Regions from separate parts of the Homo sapiens genome. Here region 1 is linked to region 2. A link is a loop called in an ENCODE intact Hi-C map of the cell type or tissue named here. Cell type or tissue: ascending aorta. All regions are shown on one strand. Each heading gives the region's core, and the rest is flanking DNA. Links, peaks and the distances in the headings are about the cores only.

Region 1 (2,824 bases), core at 112-2,611, 86 kb after region 2:
GCGGGTTTAGCTGCAGCTTTAGTTTTTGTAAGTTCACTATGGATTCAAATGTTTGAGGGCGGTACTGGGACTTGGTCTTCACTAGGGTCTTCAATCATTGATGAGATTCCAAAGTTCTGCTTGCTCCTCATAGCTAAATAGCCAGCTTTCTAAACCGTGAGAGATTTCTCCTTGCTTTACTCCCACAGCAGAACTTTTGTGTTATTAAAGAATTCTCTTTGCTCTCCAGTGCTGTCTCTCATCTTAGGAAATCTCTCTTTTCTCTTCTGCCTTGCCCTTGTCCTTTAGAAGTCAGCCAAAGATTCTCTCCACTCTGAAGGCAGAGATTGTCTTGGAGGGGTTTCACTCAGTTCTTCCACCTCATCTTGACTTCTGAGTTAAGCATGGAGTGCCAGGGGAAGAGTGTGGCTCTCTCAGCTCTCTTACCCCTCCTCCAATGTTCTGTAACTTCTGGAAGTTTCTCTCAATTTTTCCCCATCTCTATTTTCAGCACTCAGTAAAGATCAGAGGGAAAGAATTGGCAGTAGCACAGTTTTGTTCTGTGTCTGGGGCTCCAGTGGAATTTGACGTGTCATGCCAGCCCACACGCAGTCATTAGAAATGTCAGGTTGGGCTGGTTTCCCCTGCTCCCACCTATGGAGGATTGCTCCTTCTCCTTTCATGTCAGTTATAAGAGGTCTCCTTGGCCCTTCTTTCTTAGGAAGAGCTTGTCACTTGCTGGATTTTAGTTTATTTAGGTTGCTTTGCATTCTTTGCTCCCTGATATATATTTTTTTTAATCTATGATTATGTAGCTTTTCCAATGTTTGGGTTGAAAGGGTGAAATGATGATATTTTGCAGCTTCCAACATCTGAACTGGAAGTAAGACAACTACTGGAATTTGAGAGGTGAAAAGTAGGTTACAGAAAGGTTTTTGAGTATATATTGAGCATTTTCCAAGCTTTAAGTCCTATAAATAGTCTCTGAATGCCCAAGAAAACAAGCAAGCAAGAAAGTATCTAGACCTTGAATTTTCTCATCTCTGGTACTTCTATCTCTCCAAAAGATTTTCATAATTCAAGCATAATACTCACCTTCATATTTCAGGGCAAGTTATACAGAGAGATATGGCCACAGCCAAAGGAGGCTGTCAAAATTGTAGGAGTCAACTCATTCAGTCCTCTACAGTCATGTTGCATCTGTTCAGGCCATACACAAATGAGTTACCTCTGCCAGGAAGTGCTCAGTAAAGGGGGGATTGAGTCACATCTCTTGGTTATTGTGGTAGAAAATGTCCAGGCCCAATGATGAAATAAGAAATACATCATGAAAGTATGTAACTTTCGTTGAGCAGGAAATTCCCTGTATGCTACAAGGAGAAATTGCCACATGGCCCTTTCTACATCACTCATAAAATACACAGTCCAATAGACTAGAGTCCTCTCATGTGGAAGATTTCTCACATCTCATGGTTTAAAATTTAAAATCAATACACATTAGGTGTTCTTCTATGAACCACAAAAGATAAAACAAGGAGCTGAGGTACCCACTTGTATCGTTGATATGGTGTATGTCTCAAGTGTAGGTTGTTCAGCTTATTTCTTGGATCATTAGTAAACCAAAGTGAAAACAATCATAAACAGTGTCCAAGGAGTCAATGTTCATATAAATCAGAGACTAATTAATAACAATAATAATAATAAATGCTTGTCGTATTTAGTATATTCCAGGTACTGTTTAATTCTTTAAGCTTTATTAAAAAAAAACACACAAAAAAAAACAAAAAAAATCCCCTTTGAGCTATGTACTATTGTTATCTCCATTTTATAGATGAGCAGATGGAGGCAAAGTGGTCAAGGAACTTGCTGAAGCCACAAGTAATGATTTGTTACATCTACAGCTCACAGGAAGAAAATGGAATCATGTTACTATTCAATTGCAACTTAGTCACTAATTAAACTTATTATTATTATTATTTGACGTTGTTTATTATGATAATGCTAATGAAAATGGGGTGGATATTCTGACAATGTACTAAATAGAACCATTTTTTAAACTGTTCATTTATATTATGAAAAATTCACTCCTTTCTTTCTCTTCCACATCAACTTTACCTGTATTCTTAAGTGAAAGGAAGATGTCCATGAAATATAGACAACCAAAGTAACATGGGAAAAAAGCCAAATACTGTAAATCTTTAAGTTTCTTATCCTCACTCTCTGAAAACACATGTAGATTATTCAATACTGCTTTTTTCTTTTTACAAATGTGTCTTTCAAATATTAGAACGGTGCTGTGAACTAAGCAAATCTCTCCAACAGTATGTTATATCCATAAAGCACATGTCGAGACCCACTTCAGGGATAACTAATACTGTATCAATTTGGGCTACGCTTATCAGTAAGAAACACTTCCCCAAATCAGGATTTAGCCAAAGATAGATTCTAATTGCCAGAATGCTCCTGCCCCCAATCATTTTTGAGTTGAAAAATCTGAACTTCTTTTGGTTGGAACTAACATGGGTGCAATACAAGTGAAGCAGAGAAAAAAAAAAGAAAAACTTTGGAGCAAAAAGCATGAGACAACTGATAACTCTGAGTGATGGTTCAAAAAGAATAAACTAATTTATATTTCGTTTGATGTGTGTTTGAAATCAAAGGGCTGTGATAAGACAAAACATGATAAAAGGAAGAAAAAAGCAATGACCATATGTGTACGTTCCCTTTAAAACAAAGTATGTACCAATCAACAATAAAGTAATTAGCAATTAGAGTAAAAGGGTGGTTAAAAAAAGACTAAATTCTACCTGAGGTACCATAACAGTAAAAATTTGCTAAAAGCTAG
Region 2 (2,824 bases), core at 95-2,594:
TAGTAATACTTATCATTGTTTAAAAATTTTATTTTTTATACTTCAAATTATATTGGCTTTAATTTAAACTAGATCCCAACTCATTCCGAGGTGAATGAGAAAAGGAAAATATGACTGTTGTTTTCTACTTCCCAATAGTTTGTAAATCTCACCATGCGGTAATATCTGATTTTTTTAAAAGAGTTTTTTTTGCTAACAAAGTATAAACTACCAAATATCAAAGTGATTCTAGATATTTGTAACAGATTACTTAGAAAATTCTGTTGTATTTTTTCCTGTCAGAATATCCTGGAGTCATAAGCTTTATTTAATTACAATTTTGACAGTGTGTAACATTTTATATACTCTTTGCTGTTCCCATCTCTCCTTTAAATGACACTCATACTAATCTGGGTGTCATTTTATTTGTTTATTTATTTATTTATTTATTTATTTATAGATTGAGTTTCGCTCTTGTTGCCCAGGCTGGAGTGCAATGGTGAGATTTCGGCTCACTGCAACCTCCACCTGCTGGGTTCAAGCGATTCTCCTGCCTCAGCCTCCCGAGTAGCTGGGATTACAGGCATGCACCACCACACCTGGCTAATTTTGTATTTTTAGTTGGGACAGGGTTTCTCCATGTTGGTCAGGCTGGTCTTGAACTCCCGATCTCAGGTGATACCCCCGCCGCCTCGGCCTCCCAAAGTGCTGAGATTACAGGCATGAGCCACCGCACCCGGCCTTGCTGGGTGTCATTTATATGACAATATCAGTAGATAGAAAAGTTCATGTTGACCAGTAAATTTATCTGTGGATGTTAAATATCATTTTTGGAAATATGAGGTATAATGCATAGAGTACTGTTTTTAAATATAGTCATGTTTCAGCATGACTATGGACAAAATTCAACATCTCATATAAAGGAATTCAGTTTGGTCTGACTAATATAGTTATCTTTGTGCCACATAACACAACTCTCAATCCAAAAGTCAACATCTCACATGCTTATTCTAGTTCTCATGACCCTCAGTTCTAGCTAAGATCAAAAGGATTATGTGTGGATGCAAATAGACTTAAGTAGTGAAATTATTTTTTAAAGGAAATCTCTAACAGAAATCAAAAGATAATTTTTTTGTAATGATGTAATGTCTGACTCAGCTGAACCTGCAGTATTCTACCTGCAAAGTAACTACAATAAAAGAAGACAGAGAGGCCCCATTTCCCCATGAGATATCTTGGTGTACAACTACTTTATTAACTGGCTTTAATGTGCACATTGGTTCCCCGAAAATAAACATCTATTTCAGGTTTGGAGATGTGATGTGCTCCCCTTCAGGTTCTGACTGACAAAGCCAACTGGAAAATGGGGCCTCACTGACTCAGGCTCTAATTCTGGAGAGTTTCACTGTTGTTGGAATAAAAATCATCAGAGAATAAAAGTCAAATGCAAAAATATTCTTTGACACTCTAGAGCAATCCTAGAGGTTACTGGAGGTAGTAATGTTGTATATGCTTCTTAGGACCCATAATGAAAATATGTGCCTAAGAGTTTATGTATTTTACATTAATTGATCAAAGTGTCATAATCCAAATATATCTTTCTAAGTTTTCATAATATTTTTAAGATTTCAAGTAATTCAAATGTTAAGATTTCTCTTTGAATTTCTTAACTTAATAAACTTATTCAATAGCCTATTAAACAGAAGACACTCTAGGGTTCCAAGAGGATAAATATATAGCCAGCTTCTAGAAACTTATAGCCTATTCAAATCAACTACATAAAATCATACTAACATAATTACTCGCTTAAACTAGATATATAAAGATAATATAGTATTTGATTCTTTGTTCATAACAAATAGAGCTCTATAAAGTTTGATTGCCAGCTATTCTTTTTTTCTTAAAGATCAAAGATTCACATTTCTAATATTTCTCAGTTATTCAATATCCATGAACGGTTAAAAGACATGAAAATGAATTTTTTTATTTTTTGAATTTTTTATTTACAATTTTAAGTTCAGGAGTGCATGTGCAGGATGTGCAGGTTTGTTACATAGAGGGGCCTGTTGGAGGGTTGGGGGTGGGAGGAGGGAAAGAGTCAGGAAGAATAGCTAATGGATGCTGGGCTTAATACTTGGGAAATAAGTCTAAAATATGTGTAGTCCTTTAATGATACTCTTGAGGACAGTACCGAGCCATCACTTTTAGATGACTAAACACATGTCTGAAGTTCAGAGACTGACATAAACCAGCCCTTAATTTTTTCCCCAGCAACATAATCATCCATACCATGATCACATCAGATGGGCAACAGAGACCACCTTATCTCTTTGGTCACCTTCTTTCTTCTTCCATCTTCTCGGTCTTCTCAGATTACAATTATTTGCTTTTTAAACTACTCGAAGTATATTACCTTAGAAACACAATTTGTAAATATTTAGGGGTTCTAATTTTAATTTCCAAGCATCCTTCAATGATTGGATAATATATTTTCCTATGTAACCCAAATGTTCCAAATCCTCTTGCTTTCATCTAATGTAATTGTATCAAGTCCAGAAGCCTTGGCCGTAATTCCAGGGATTACGGAGATACATATTTTTTCTCTTGTTCACTCCTCTCTCTTCTGAACTTCTGGCTTTTCTTTAATCACCACTGCCTCATTGCTCATTTGCTCATGCCGGGTGTTGTCCTCTCTCTTTACCACTTGGTCCCAAGTTGGAACGTAAACCGTCCCTAAGGCTCTATTAACACACAGCTATCGTGTGTGTCTGATGGCACTGAAGCCTTTGGAGATGATGGAGGAGAATCACAACATAGGACATGAAATAATCTAAAGCTGGGTATA

Evidence for each region. A loop is a pair of places that touch in the nucleus more often than their neighbours do. Peaks named below come from ENCODE experiments on the same cell type or tissue, not always from the same donor. Only the 100,000 strongest peaks of a DNase experiment are listed, where the experiment ranks them.
Region 1: it touches region 2 in a loop (2.0-fold over the local background); 1 of 110 quality-filtered maps calls a loop at or near these places.

What each region holds. Positions count from the first base shown.
Region 1 is chr2:188,869,214-188,872,037 of GRCh38, forward strand. No RefSeq gene overlaps it. Among named protein-coding and RNA genes, the nearest start is that of DIRC1, 81 kb to the left of the region's middle. In ascending aorta, for the core only: no CTCF peak of the experiment used is centred there; a DNase peak (open chromatin) is centred at 1,212; H3K27ac peaks cover 1,506 bases.
Region 2 is chr2:188,783,085-188,785,908 of GRCh38, forward strand. The region is part of intron 1 of DIRC1 (disrupted in renal carcinoma 1); the gene reads right to left. Among named protein-coding and RNA genes, the nearest start is that of DIRC1, 5.6 kb to the right of the region's middle. In ascending aorta, for the core only: a CTCF peak has its summit at 1,462; no DNase peak of the experiment used is centred there; H3K27ac peaks cover 2,379 bases.